2 separate regions of the Homo sapiens genome follow, and region 2 is linked to region 1. A link is an interaction called in ENCODE POLR2A ChIA-PET data of the cell type or tissue named here. Cell type or tissue: A673. All regions are shown on one strand. Region 1 overlaps LOC124900404 (a long non-coding RNA gene). Region 2 holds the start of LINC01776 (long intergenic non-protein coding RNA 1776).

Region 1 (8,000 bases):
AGAATCTTGCCTATGCTTTTCCTGGGCCTTAAAGCATGACAAAATAATGAAGGAATTCTTAACAGGACTCATTTAGGATTAAACAAGTTTTACTGGGGATCTGAAGAAACTCCTCAGGCCTCCACATACAAGTTGATTAGGGGTCTGAAAGAATACCCAAACCTCTGTGATTTAACAGGAAACAAGATAAGGGTAATCACCCTACCACCTGAACCCCTTTAGACTAAGTAAATTTACTGAGGCTCTAGAGGAAGGTCTTCAGGACTGAGACCTTATAGATTAAAAGAAGTTAATCACTTATGTCTTTAGATGAATGCAGACTTACACGTAGACTTATAGCTTAGGAGGTACATAAGCTCTGGAAAACTTTGTGTTTTGAGTTGGTCTGGTGATAATTTCCAGGTCTTCTCCCTGTAACTGGCTTACAGGAATAAAACTTTCTTCCTCCCCAGTTCGTCCGCATCTTGTTATTGGGACACGAGAAACAGCCCGACCTTCAGTTTGGTTCAGGAACACTGGGACTCTGTTTTGAAAGAGCACTGTGAAAAAATCTCCTCTTTTGTGGAACAGTTATTTAAAAACAACCAACTAAATGGAGATTACTTAAGAGAAATGTGTGTCGAGGACATAATTCCCTACAGCCCTATTAATAGTGGGATTTTGTTGACATGCTTAGAAATGTCAGAGAAATGTTGGCACTTGTATCATATCATCATATCCTCCCTGGTTATGTTGGTCCTACCACTGCCAACATGCTACAAGTCATGGGCACTCTGCATTTGCTCAATGGATGGATTGAATTCTTCCCTCATTTAGTCAGTCAGTCTGCAAACAATGATGACCTCCTGGGTTTTATCCAGATCAAATGCTAAGCACTCTAGGACCGAATGCACAACAATGAATCCTGTAGCTTTAGTTCTCAAAAAACTTTGCAGTCTAATGGTATAAACAAACACACTAGGGGTCTCCAAAGCCAGCTGTGCATACGTATAGGTTGTACTAAACTATCCCATAGAAAAAAGATTTATGCTTATATTTTTACTAAAAATTAAGATACATATTAATTTACTGATAGTCAATGGTCACATGTCACTAAGGTACAAGTTTTCCTTAAGAAAGAGCGGAACTTCTGCAATATGGAAAGACTAGAGGCTTGCATTCTCACCTGTTTGTTCACGTTCAATTTATTTTTATGCCTGTAAGCAGAGAACAAATTATAAAGTGACTTGCATCATACAAATTTACACTGATGATTTTAAGAATCCCTGAGATTTAAATCATAAAGAAACATTATCAAATTTGTATTCAGAACTTTCTATAACAGTGTAATGGAGGGCATTTTGGAGTATTGGAACAAGATAACCCATGAGAAAGCTACAGGACTCTGTTTTACTTAAGTTCCATAGCACTTAGAACAATTTATATTTATTGTATTTTATTTTTGTTTGCTTGTTTTTGCCTGCTTTCTCTAGTAAATGGCAAACTCCATGAAGGTAGAAACAAACTACTCTACCTTGTCTCATTCATATCCTAGTACCTAGCACAATGTCTGGCACAAAGAAGGGGTTAAATCAATATTTGTAGAGTGAATGAATGAAGTGGAGGGAGAAGATATTTGAGAGATATTTAGGATATGTAAACATATGCATTGTATAAGATATCTTTGAGACACTTGTCTTCAAGTGGGTATAGCAATTGTGGCCTCAGTGAGGTGTCTGAAGAAGATTAAGTAAAATTACATAGGAAAAGATCCCAGTAGAAAGTAGGACACAGTCATTTCTTTCAGTTCACTACTATTTTCTCCAAAACACATTTCAAACAGCTCCAAATATTGTACAAGTAGAGTGATCATACAAATTTATTATCTAAACTGTAACTCTTTTCAGAAAGTAAACTGTCAAAGTAGAAAGGACAGAGATTAGAATCATAATTGAGATTGTTTGGTTTAGAATAAATGGTTATCTTATGGATAAAGGATAATCAATTCAAAAGAACTTCTGCTCTTCCAAATTAATAATGCTGTGAGTTGTTCTGTTGATTAGAAAGAAAAAGGCAAACATGTTTTTATGGGTGTATCTTGTTGAAAGTATAATCTACACATGCCAAATAAATGTGAAACAAATGGATGAGCAGAGTTATTAATGCTGGAATAAGAATAATATTTATACATACTTTGTTCTTCATAATAATTACTACAATTTGCTGTTTATTTCCCACTTACTTGTTTAAAGTTTTTGCTCCCACAGAGCTGTAAGCACCATGAACACAGGGAGCATGTCCATTTAGTTTACCACAGGTCCTGGTACATGGTATCCAAAATAAAATATCAGTTAGGTGAACAGAAAGATTCACTATAAGGTTTTTTCTAACAGTGGTTCTGCCACCTATTGGCTTTGAGATTCTGGATAGTTACTTCAACTCTCTGAGCCCCATTTCTTTCATGTGCAAAATGGAGATAAATTGTTCATCATGCTGGTATAAGGATTAAATAAAAACAATGCTTAAAACACGAATCCTAGTACAGCCACATAATATATGTTCAATAAATGTTACCTGTTAGTAGGGCCTGTTTGAGGAAGTCAAATGAAAATTAAGACAAACAGTTTTGCAGAATGTTTATATTTGCAGGGACTTTTCGGGAACCCACAGAAAACACACAATAATTGCCTCACTTAGAGTTGGGATTCTGACTTGCAGCTTTGTACTAGTGACTTTTCTGTGGACGATATATTCATCAGAGATAAATTACCTCCGACTACAGTTGGACAGAGTAGGGGGCTCCACAGTGGTGGAGATCAATAGATGGGGGTGGCCAGAGGCTTTAGTGCTGGGCCGATTTAATGAGTCTTGGAAAGAGCTGTATTAAAAGCTTTTAGGGGAAAGCTCCCTGTTGCTGCTTTTTGTGCTCTGTCTAGTACTTTAATGAATGCTGCTATAAAGAGTGTTTTATCTGTGCATTATGAGCCCAGGTTTGACTGTTCAGGCTCTCAGAAGGATTTTAGCTGTCTTGGGATAAGATTTTATGAAGGGAAGAAAAACTCATATAGAAATATGATTTTCATAATGAGTACTAATCTGAAGAAATTAACAGCAATCACTGGTATTAAATCCCCAAATCAGAAATTTTGGACTGATTAAAAATATGCACCAATCAAACAACAGAATTTCACACCAGATTTTGATAGTATACTTATCTTTGTATTATTATTAACACTTTGGGCTGGATTATGGATTTGTTCTCCATGATATGTAAAAAAGCTTTGGGAACTTAAAACACTAGTAAAATTCTGTTTCTTCAACGTCACTCATATCTTTTGAATCCCAATGCTTACCCTTTATAATTACATGTGATATGTTATTGAATATTGATTCAATTTTAAAAATATGAGGGTAATATTTGTACCAAATGCACATTAACATAACTTGACCGGCTTCTAGAGTGGAATGACATTTCAAAATAGCAAAGCAGAAGGCACTTCCTTTACATGTGTCTAAACCTCACAGTGTCATACATACAGTACACAATTTGCTTTGTGAGAATTTTTCTATTTCATCTTAGATTTTTCTTCTGGGTTTTAAAAATAATTATACTTATATGTGGAGTTAGCACTTTAGCAGAGATTTAAAGCCCGTTTCGATACCTGCTTATGATAAGCTTAATAAGGCTAGGAAAGGAAGTGTAGTACTGAATGTATTGAATCCATTGAAAGTGTTCCCCCTCTCCTTTCCTATGAGTTGTTTCAAAAAGCATAAGATCCAGAGCCATTAGCAGGTGCAACCCAGTTAAATTCTTTGGTAGAAATGGATTATAGGGGGATGATTTCTGAAGATATTACTGATAAATTGAAATTTTCAAACTAAGTTAAAATATATTATTACATTCTGCTTTTATTAATAGCCTGCACAGGCCAGGCCCAGTGGCACGTGCCTGTAATCCTAGCACTTTGGGGGGCCGAGGCAAGGGGATCACCTAAGGTCAGGAGTTCAAGACCAGCCTGGCCAACATAGTGAAACCCCGTCTATATTAAAAATACAAAAATTAGTTGGGTGTGCTGGCCCATGCCTGTAGTTCCAGCTACTTGGAAGGTTGAGGCAGAAGAATCGCTTAAACTATTAAAAATACAAAAATTATTGGGGTGTGCTGGCCCATGCCTGTAGTTCCAGCTACGTGGGAGGTTGAGGCAGAAGAATCACTTAAACCAGAAAGGCCAAGGTTGCAGTGAGCTGAAAACCCACTACTGTACTCCAACATGGGTGACAGAGTGAGACTCCGTCTAAAAAAAAAAAAAGCCTGTACAAATGTAAACCATATACATACAGTTATTATATCTCAAAATATTTTTTATTTGAAAAGATCAATTTCTGAAATATTTTATTTGCTTTTTAGACTTATTATGGTAGTGAATTTTAATTCATTGATTCATTTCATTTTGCTTTCTTATCATTATCCTGTAGAAAGATGGTAATAACATCATTTTTAAAATTTGTTTATTCACTAATGTTATTTATTCATTTGCTAGGTTACACATACTTTCATTGAGCATTTATTATGAGCTTTGATTGAGACCATAAAAAGGAATAAAACAATGGCTGCTTTCCGTAAGTCGCTTTGTGGTAAGGGAAGAGTCAGTGAAATAAACTGAATATTACCAGACACTGATAAGAAGTTTGTGTAGCTTCACAAAAGTTTACTGAAATGACTAAATATGTGCTTGATACAGTTTGAATACATGTCCTTGCCAATCTCATGTTGAATTCTAATCCCCAACGTTGGAGGTGGGGCCTGGTGGGAGGTGTTTGAGTCATGACAGCTGATCCCTTATGGATTGGTGCTGGTTTCCTGATGGTCAGTGAGTTCTTGGGAGATTTGGTTGCTTGAAAGTGTGTGGCATTTTCTCCTTTGCACTCTCTTGCTTCCACTCAGGCCCTGTAACATGCCTGTTCTCACTTGGACTTCTGCCATGTGTAAAAGCTCCCTATGGCCTCCCCAAAAGCCAAGCAGATGTTGGTGCCAAACTTGTACAGCCTGCAGAACTGTGAGCCAATTAAACCTCTTTTCTTTATAAATTACCCAGTCTCAGGTATTTCTTTTTTCCTTTTATGTTTTATCCTCTCAGGGAGGAAGGTTTTATAGCAGTACAAGAACAGCCTAACACAGTGCTTTTAAAAATAGCATTTTCCATTTTTGTTTTCTGATTATAAAACTAACATATCAATTTTAAGAAATTCATATTTTTAGTATTTTTGTGTATACACTTCCCATCTTTTATCTGCATGAAATTATATCTGTACGTGTTTTACACATCTGAGTATATACTGCTTAGTGCCTGTTTTTGTGTGTTTTACTTAACACTCTACCATAAATATTTTCCCATGTCAATATTTATTTTATAATTTTAATTTTAATAGATATTCTTTGCTCCATTATTAGATGTACCATAATTTAGTTCAATTCTTCCCAATTGGTTATTTAAAGATTTTTAAAATGCCATTGTAAATAAAGTTCCAATGAAAAATTTATAAACAAATCTGATTATTTCCTTAGAAAAATCTCCTAGACCTTGAATGGTTATTTATATATTTATTTATTTATTTATTTATTTATTTATTTATTTGAGACGGAGTCTTGCTCTGTAGCCCAGGCTGGAATGCAGTGGTGCAATCTCGGCTCACTGCAAGCTCTGCCTCCCAGGTTCACGCCATTCTCCTGCCTCAGCCTCCTGAGTAGCTGAGAGTACAGGCACCAGCCACCACTGCCAGCTAATTTTTTGTATTTTTAGTAGAGAAGGGGTTTCACCGTGTTAGCCAGGATGGTCTCGATCTCCTGACCTCATGATGCGCCTGCCTCGGCCTCCCAAAGTGCTGGGATTACCGGCGTGAGCCACCGCGCCCAGTCTAAATAGTTATTTATTAACGTATTCATATTTAAAGTATCATATTTATATAGATAAATGTTCTTCAGAAATTGTGCATTATATAAGGGTGCCCTGCATTTTTACACTTTACCATTCTTTTTGGTCTTCTCTGTTTTGATGAGTGAACAAGTAGCATTGAATATTTTCCATTTTTATTAGCCATGTGTTCTACTCATTAGTAAGTTACAATTAATGACCTTTACCTGTTTTTTAATTTCAAAGAACTCAGAGTTCTAGTTTTGTAAAATAGTTGGTTATACTAGCTTTTTAAACCTTCTACCTTTATATTTGTGATAAAATAATAAATAGATAATGAGAATGGTTGACCTTATCAAGCATGCAAGAAAGGGAAACCTTATTTACCAGAAGCAGAGAGGTAGCTAAGAGGCAAACAATGATTATGCCAGCCGATGCTATGGCAGGCCAAATGTGATGGTGATTGTGTACAGGATACTGCATTGCCACGCAATTCAACTTCTATGGTCTTGCTGTGGAATCAGACTGGTTACAAAAGGCAACACTTAAACTGGGTTTTGCCTTGACTCTGGGTGGCACAGAACATCTATTTTGAGAACTCAAAATCCAAGTTTGTGCTTACAATTAATTTGGAGTCCAATTTAAGCTACTTGGGTATTAAAACACATGCACACACACCACACACACTGAGAAATAAACATGGGAATTGGTCTCTGGCCACTGATACATCTCTGGTGTCTGTTGGAATCAAATGCAAAGCTTTCTGGGGAGACACTTCAAAAACCAAGATGCACAGAATTTCCATAATAACGGCATGCTTTGCATAAGATAAGATAATATAAAAAATGACAAAACGCTAAATGAAACAATCCACCGTGAATAAGACTTAGGAAAACAAGAGAAATAACACCTACAAAACATGAGGTAATAGAATAATACTATTACAGGGATTGTAAAGTGAGATATTTAAAACTATTGATGTGATGAAATAAGTTATAGAAAACAAAAGAAGAGGACAGGAGATTGGTTTAAAAACAAAAACAAATTCAGTTTTGAAAAGGTACAAAATACACAGTCTAAATACTTAAAAAGAAACAAATCATCATTAAAAAAATGGACAATCTAAACAGCAGATTGGAGATCACTAAAGAGTGAGAGCGTAAGTGAGCTAGATGAGAAATCTGTTGTGGGAAAAAACTATAATACAGTACAGAAAGACAGAGATAGGGAGTGCGTTCAATTTGGGTTAATAAGAATTCCAGGAAGAAGTAAAAAGAATGGCTCAGAATTTTTGAGAATTAATAAAAGTCATATATCTCCAATCCTAAGCTATGCAATTTCCAGGAATAATAATAGTAATAATTCTAGGAATAACATCAAAGAAAAAGAGAAATTTTAACAATCAAAAAAATGCAAATTCATTACAAAGGACCAATAATTAGACTAAAACCAGACTTTTTTTTTTGTTATACTTTAAGTTCTAGGGTACATGTGCACAACATGCAGGTTTGTTACATAGGTATACATGTGCCACGTTGGTTTGCTGCACCCATCAACTCGTCATTTACATTAGGTATTTCTCCTAATGCTATCACTCCCCCAGCCCCCCAGCCCCGGACAGGCCCCAGTGTGTGATGTTCACTGCCCTGTGTCCATGTGTTTTCATTGTTTAACTCCCACCTATGAGTGAGAACATGCGGTGTTTGGTTTTCTGTCCATGTGATAGTTTGCTTAGAATGATCATTTCCAGCTTCATCCATGTCCCTGCAAAGGACATGAACTCATCATTTTTTATGGCTGCATAGTATTCCATGGTGTATATGTGCCACATATTCTTAATCCAGTCTATCATTGATGGACATTTGGGTTGGTTCCAAGTCCTAGCTATTGTGATTAGTGCCATAATAAACATACATGTGCATGTGTCTTTATAGCAGCATGATTTATAATCCTTTGGGTATATACCCAGTAATAGGATGGCTGGGTCAAATGGTATTTCTAGTTCTAGATCCTTGAGGAATTGCCACATTGTCTTTCACAATGGTTGAACTAATTTACACTCCCAAGAACAGTGTAAAAGCATTCCTATTTCGCCACATCCTCTCCAGC
Region 2 (8,000 bases), 70 kb before region 1:
TAGCCCTCTGGTTTGGGTATTTTAATTTTACTGGATAATGATCGTGGTGATTTTAAACATTTCCTGTTGCTTGTTAAACTGCATGCCCGATTCAGCTCCAAATAACAGCTTTTACACGCAAGTGAAAATTTAGCTCCTAGTATTTAACAACTACTATAATTTTAAAATCTACTTTCAATTAAGAAAACCTTGTAATTCTAAAAAGTGGTTATGTTCCAAAGAAGTGCTGAAATGTCAACTGAATACAAGTCCACTTTATGTCTGGCAGGAACTGTTCAGTTGTCGTGTGGCTTAGCATTGAAAAGCTCGCTCCAAAGTGCTACTGACAGGCCTGGTCTAGTGTGGCATTTAATATTTCCCTTTATACATTTCCCCATGGTGTCAGAACAATCTCCAGTAATCAAAAGAGGTGAAAAGAGCTAGAATAAAATATTCGTTAAATCTAAACATACACAATTGACGTGTTCAAGAAAATGTGCATAAGGAGTGTATTATTGATTTTAACAATGAAGATCATTTATGATTCTGGAAACAAGGTAGCTTTTGAGAATATGACAATTATCTCCTTTATGTTGCCAAAACTCTATATAGATGGATTAGTTTTATGAAGAAAAGGAGTCTTTAAAGCAGCACACCTTTTTGAAAGTTAATCTAGTAGGACTCTGTCATTGAAGAATCAAGTCCAAGTTTCATGGAAAATTTCCTTTATGTTTTAAAATTTAATTTATGTTGAAATTAGTGCAGGTAGTTGACATAGAAATGAGTTGAATTATTTACACAGAGTACTTGGAGATCCTACTTGGTACATAAAAGGCTTGAAATCTATCAGCTCATCATTTACTGGACAGTTGCTGACTCTAGATGTTTACAGGCATAAGATTAATCAGAATTTCTTTAAAACGAAAAGTTTCCTCAAAAAATCTGAAAACAGAGGTGTCATATAATCTAGCAATTCCACTTCTAGGTATCTCCCCAACAGAAAGGAAATCAGTGTATTGAAGAGATATCTGCACTCCCTTGTTTGTTGAATCACTGTTCACAATAGCTAAGATTTGGAAGCAACCTGCGTCCATCAGCAGATGAATGGATAAAGAAAATGTGGTACTCATACACAATAGAGTACTATTCAGACATAAAAAGAATGAGATCCTATCATTTGCAGCAACATGGATGGAACGGAGATCATTATGTAAAGTGAAGTAAGCCAGGCATAGAAAGACAAACATCACATGTTCTCACTTATTTGTGGGATCTAAAACTCAAAACAAACTCTTGGACATAGAGAGTAGAAGTATGATTATCAGAGGCTGGGAAAGGTAGTGCATTCGAGGGTGGGGGTGGGGTATACAGAGGAGATTAGGATGATTTATGGGCACACAAAACAATGGACCGAAAGAATGAAAAAGACCTACTATTTGATAGCACAACAGAGTGACTATGGTCAATAATAATTGTACATTTTAAAACAACTAAATGAGGGTAATCAGACTGTTTATAATAAAAAGGATAAATACTTGAGGGAATGAATGCCCCATTCTCTATTATTTGATTATTACACATTGCATGCCTGTATCAAAACATCTTATGTATCCTATAAATATATATATCTACTATGTGCCCACAAAATTAAAAATAAAACAAAAATAATATAATCTTTAATCATTTAACATATAAAAGGTAAGGTCATGTCTATGCTAAAATGAAAGAAAGAGCAAATTTGTGGTAAATTGTATAGCTTTTGTTCTCCTGGCAATGTTTATTCTATAACTGGGTCTTTCTTTTTTGTATTTTTAAAGTAAGCATTTAATCAAAAACATTTAGTCAAAACATCATGTTTTTGTTTGTTTATTTGTAAGAAATTATATTTCAACATATGTAGGTTAAAAATGTGTTAGTTTGGTTTATTTTCTTTGTTATTTTATCTCCTTTTTTTTTTCTTTCAGATCATCACTCAGCCTTGGTGAATTGTTTTGATTAGAGAGAGAGAGGTCTTTGAGATGGTTTGCAGTGAGAGCGTCATGGTTTGTGCAGGCAGGCAGTATTCTTTTTGTCTTTTTATTGGGCCAAGGACATCTACAGATTTTATCAATAGGTGCATAAAAATTTGTAGATGGGGGTGGAACAAAGTTTCATTCTCTCCATAGACACAGCACCAAAATTATCAAATTGAACACATTTCTACTTGAGAAGGCTCAAGATTTGTCCTTAGCCTGAATTGTGCATGTTCTTCCTTTTAATATGCATTTTTTTAAATGCCAGGGGAAATTTAAGCGGTGTTTATTAAAGCAGAAATGTATTGATGACATGTGTTGGAGGTTTTATTTCAATCCCCCGAGTTCTGCAATGAACAGATCTGTTTTACACTCAGCCCAGGCAGCCTGATTTACCCACTGGCCCTTCTGTTGGATACCTGGTGATTTTATTTTTCATCCGTGATATGGTTCGGTTGCCCCCATTAAAAAACATATGTTTAATTGAAACTTTTAAAGAAAATTTGAGAAAATCTTATTTAAAGAAGTTTATCACACATTATAAAGAACTTTTTGAGACAGAAAATATTTTAAGAGGAAAAAAAGCCTTAATTTTCTAACTGTTTGTAGTGATGCTCAGTGACATTGCTTTGATATAGAGGAGTATGATAAGGGCTGTTAGCTGATTTTCTGAGATCAACCCATTTTAATGTACTTGTCCAATAATTAACTCAATACTAGATGAAAGCAGTCTTCCAAATTCCAACATTAAGTTTTAATACCAAGCCAGGTATGAGGCATTCAAACTCATTGCAGCAAACAGGTTTCTAAGTGTGGCTTTTTCTTTCATGCAGAGAAGGGACTGATTAGTTTCCCAAACCATAAAAATTGTTTTCTTTCTTTTTCTTTTTCTTTTTTTTTTTTTTTTGAGGGGGGCGGGGTGCGGTTCTGAAACTGATTTCTTGGTTGTCTCCATTACTCACAAATCCGCTTGCCATATTTGGTAGCAAAGGCAGGGGCTAAACTTATCTTAGCTGTTGCCCACAATTTATGAAGAGATAATCCAGTTCATAGGAAATGAGGTACTTCAAGTATTTGAGGAATGGCAAGTATTTCTTTGTCAGCATTGATTCAGCTTCAAATACGTCTCCTACTGATCTCTGGACTACCGCTCTACGCCGCATTGATCCATGCAGGAATAATTGTAAAGAGTTTCCAGGATTTCTTTTACTATCAGAAAAACAACACCCTGGAATCACTTTGCCTGTGGTTTATAGTGAAAACAGCCGTCTGAGCATTTTGAGCCAATAGCTTTGGATAAGGTGTGTAATTTGTTTGGTGCTAAGTTCTGTGACATGAAAAGTAAATTACAATTGGGAAGGATAGTGGGAAGAGGGATACCATTATTAAAGAAAAAGAAGAAAAGAAAAAAATATTGTTTCAGCAGCAAGGATTTTTGAGGTTTAATTCTTCTCCCCACTCCAAATTTGCTGGCTTGAGGCTACTCATCGCTTCATTGCCACCCATAAAAGCACATGGATTTTAAGCTGATGAAAAAGATGGACATGGATTATGCCTTTTCCTCTGCCAATGCTATGAGAATACCTTGGTTCACTAGAAGAAATGCTGACAGGTAAAAATGAATAGAATATCATAATTTTTATTCAAATAGGATAGCAAATGCTTGTAAAATATTCCTAAAATTGTGCATAACCTTTGATTCAGATAAATCGCTTTTAAGAATATAGAAATAATCATGTGTTTGAGCCCGGAGTTTGCTGCCTAACCATGGCACATTAACATAGGTAAAATTAGGAACAACTTGAATGTCCAAGTGTGGTCTGAATGAATATATTGAGGTATACACTAGTAAAAATGTAAGTAGGTGGACTCATACCTTCGCAGCAATGATACACTCTTGTAGGCATTGAAAATGTGTTGATACTAATCTAGATACTGAGCATAAAGAATTAAGGAAGAAAAACAAGGTCTATGATCGTATTGAATTTATATTATGTATGGAAGAATTGATAGTGACAGAAAAGTACATTTAACATATATTTTTAAGATAAAAATTAGGTGGCTAAACCTGGGTTTCCCAGGAAGCAAATCTAATGGCAGATGGCTTATGTACTATTGCTTTATTAGCAAGTGCCATCCCAGGAAAGAGAAGTGACAGAGCAGGGGAGTAAGGCAGGGAAGAAAGGGAGAGCCAACAGGAGGAGAAGGCATTATTGATATTGATAGTGATATTGGTCACTGCTGAGTTAAACTGATTGCTGGTTAAGTGAGGCTGAGCCCTCCTCAAGTAGCCATGTAAAGCATCTCTCTAGACTCTGTAGAGTAAGGGTTGGGAGCAGAAAGGGGGAAGAATGTGTCCATTGGCTTCTATATCTATTGGTCATTTTTTTCCCTCTGGGGTGTTAATTCTTCCACACTTCCAGGTTATTCATGTGTGGACAGGCACTGAGTAGATGCATCTGTGGGCATCCCCAAGGCATTTCAGGTATGCATGTTTGAAGTAGGTCAAAGCCCACCCAGGAGATGCCTGGGTGTTTGATGCATGTAGAACACTGATTGAGTAGGTTACGAAATATATGATTACTATGATTCCGTTTTTGATGTAGAAATACTTAAAATGTTAACAATGATTATAGTTGGGTTTTTGGAATATGGTTTGTGTTTGTGTTCTTTTTGTCTTTGCATTTTTTTCTTGCAATGAACATGGATTGGTTTTGCAGTAAGAAAAAAACTAAAAACTTATATTTTTAAAATGGAAATTTGTCATTCTTCATATTTCACAAATTATGATTTTTCTCCAATGTTATTTACTTAAAATTTTTCATTCTTCTTATTTCACAAATTATGTTTTTTTTTTTACTATTATTATTACACTTTAAGTTTTAGGGTACATGTGCACAATATGCAGGTTAGTTACATATGTATACATGTGCCATGCTGGTGTGCTGCACCCATTAACTCGTCATTTAGCGTTAGGTATATCTCCTAATGCTATCCCTCCCCCCTCTCCCCACCCCACAACAGTCCCCAGAGTGTGATGTTCCCCTTCGTGTGTCCATGTGTTCTCATTGTTCAATTCCCACCTATGAGTGAGAACATGCGGTGTTTGTTTTTTTGTCCTTGCGATAGTTTACTGAGAATGATGATTTCCAATTTCATCCATGTCCCTACAAAGGACATGAACTCATCATTTTTATGGCTGCATAGTATTCCATGGTGTATACGTGCCACATTTTCTTAATCCAGTCTATCATTGTTGGACATTTGGGTTGGTTCCAAGTCTTTGCTATTGTGAATAGTGCCGCAATAAACATACGTGTGCGTGTGTCTTTATAGCAGCATGATTTATAGTCTTTTTGGTATATACCCAGTAATGGAATCCTGGGTCAAATGGTATTTCTAGTTCTAGATCCCTGAGGAATCACCACACTGACTTCCACAGTGGTTGAACTAGTTTACAGTCCCACCAACAGTGTAAAAGTGTTCCTATTTCTCCACATCCTCTCCAGCACCTGTTGTTTCCTGACTTTTTAATGATTGCCATTCTAACTGGTGTGAGGTGGTATCTCATTGTGGTTTTGATTTGCATTTCTCTGATGGCCAGTGATGGTGAGCATTTTTTCATGTGTTTTTTGGCTGCATAAATGTCTTCTTTTGAGAAGTGTCTGTTCATATCCTTTACCCACTTTTTGATGGGGTTGTTTGTTTTTTCTTGTAAATTTGTTTGAGTTCATTGTAGATTCTGGATATTAGCCCTTTGTCAGATGAGTAGGTTGCAAAAATTTTCTCCCATTTTGTGGGTTGCCTGTTCACTCTGATGGTAGTTTCTTTTGCTGTGCAGAAGCTCTTTAGTTTAATTAGATCCCATTTGTCAATTTTGTCTTTTGTTGCCATTGCTTTTGGTGTTTTAGACATGAAGTCCTTGCCCATGCTTATGTCCTGAATGGTAATGCCTAGATTTTCTTCTAGGGTTTTTATGGTTTTAGGTCTAACGTTTAAGTCTTTAATCCATCTTGAATGAATTTTTGTATAAGGTAGAAGGAAGGGATCCAGTTTCAGCTTTCTCCATATGGCTAGCCAGTTTTCCCAGCACCATTTATTAAATAGGGAATCCTTTCCCCATTTCTTGTTTTTGTCAGGTTTGTCAAAGATCAGATAGTTGTAGGTATGCGGCATTATTTCTTAGGGCTCTGTTCTGTTCCATTGATCTATATCTCTGTTTTGGTACCAGTACCATGCTGTTTTGGTTACTGTAGCCTTGTAGTATAGTTTGAAGTCAGGTAGCGTGATGCCTCCAGCTTTGTTCTTTTGGCTTAGGATTGACTTGGTGATGCGGGCTCTTTTTTGGTTCCATATGAACTTTAAAGTAGTTTTTTCCAATTCTGTGAAGAAAGTCATTGGTAGCTTGATGGGGATGGCATTGAATCTATAAATTACCTTGGGCAGTATGGCCATTTTCACGATATTGATTCTTCCTAACCATGAGCATGGAATGTTCTTCCATTTCTTTGTATCCTCTTTTATTTCCTTGAGCAGTGGTTTGTAGTTCTCCTTGAAGAGGTCCTTCACGTCCCTTGTAAGTTGGATTCCTAGGTATTTTATTCTCTTTGAAGCAATTGTGAATGGGAGTTCACTCAGGATTTGGCTCTCTGTTTGTCTGTTATTGGTGTATAAGAATGCTTGTGATTTTTGTACATTGATTTTGTGTCCTGAGGCTTTGCTGAAGTTGCTTATCAGCTTAAGGAGATTTTGGGCTGAGATAATGGGGTTTTCTAGATATACAATCATGTCGTCTGCAAACAGGGACAATTTGGCTTCCTCTTTTCCTAATTGAATACCCTTTATTTCCTTCTCCTGCCTAATTACCCTGGCTGGGACTTCCAACACTATGTTGAATAGGAGTGGTGAGAGAGGGCATCCCTGTCTTGTGCCAGTTTTCAAAGGGAATGCTTCCAGTTTTTGCCCATTCAGTATGATATTGGCTGTGGGTTTGTCATAGATAGCTCTTATTATTTTGAGATATATCCCATCAATACCTAATTTATTGAGAGTTTTTAGCATGAAGGGTTGTTGAATTTTGTCAAAGGCCTTTTCTGCATCTATTGAGATAATCATGTGATTTTTGTCTTTGGTTCTGTTTATATGCTGGCTTACATTTATTGATTTGTGTATATTGAACCAGCCTTGCATCCCAGGGATGAAGCCCACTTGATCATAGTGGATAAGCTTTTTGATGTGCTGCTGGATTCGGTTTGCCAGTATTTTATTGAGGATTTTTGCATTGGTGTTCATCAAGGATATTGGTCTAAAATTCTCTTTTTCGATTGTGTCTCTGCCTGGCTTTGGTATCAGGATGATGCTGGCCTCATAAAATGAGTTAGTGAGGATTCCCTCTTTTTCTATTGATTGGAATAGTTTCAGAAGGAATGGTACCAGTTCCTCCTTGTACCTCTGGTAGAATTTGGCTGTGAATCCATCTGGTCCTGGACTTTTTTTGGTTGGTAAGCTATTGATTATTGCCACAATTTCAGCTCCTGTTATTGGTCTATTCAGAGGTTCAACTTCTTCCTGGTTTAGTCTTGGGAGGGTGTATGTGTCGAGGAATGTATCCATTTCTTCTAGATTTTCTAGTTTATTTGCGTAGAGGTGTTTGTAGTATTCTCTGATGGTAGTTTGTATTTCTGTGGGATCGGTGGTGATATCCCCTTTATCATTTTTTATTGCGTCTATTTGATTCTTCTCTCTTTTCTTCTTTATTAGTCTTGCTAGCAGTCTATCAGTTTTGTTGATCCTTTCAAAAAACCAGCTCCTGGATTCATTAATTTTTCAATGTTAATTATTTACTTAAGTTCAGCCTAATTTATCCAAGTATCTTTTTTTTTTTTTTTTTTTTGCGACAGGGTCTCGCTGTCACCCAGGCTGTAGTGCAGTAATGTGATGGCGGCTCACTGCAACCCGCCTCCCGGGTTCAAGCAATTCTGCTGCCTTGGCCTCCGAGTAGCTGGAACG

The links. Peaks named below come from ENCODE experiments on the same cell type or tissue, not always from the same donor. Only the 100,000 strongest peaks of a DNase experiment are listed, where the experiment ranks them.
Region 2: POLR2A ChIA-PET joins it to region 1 with 13 read pairs; 2 of 35 experiments call an interaction of 5 or more read pairs at or near these places.

Annotation. Positions count from the first base shown.
Region 1 is chr1:98,277,436-98,285,435 of GRCh38, forward strand. It overlaps LOC124900404 (a long non-coding RNA gene), which reads left to right. Exons shown (of 2, transcript XR_007066241.1): 2 at 4,925-5,070. Among named protein-coding and RNA genes, the nearest start is that of LINC01776, 71 kb to the left of the region's middle. In A673, no CTCF peak of the experiment used is centred here; no DNase peak of the experiment used is centred here.
Region 2 is chr1:98,207,208-98,215,207 of GRCh38, forward strand. It overlaps LINC01776 (long intergenic non-protein coding RNA 1776), which reads left to right and starts at 3,504. Exons shown (of 3, transcript NR_046088.1): 1 at 3,504-3,603. The region is part of intron 1 of LOC124900404 (a long non-coding RNA gene); the gene reads left to right. In A673, no CTCF peak of the experiment used is centred here; a DNase peak (open chromatin) is centred at 3,024; H3K27ac peaks cover 1,794 bases.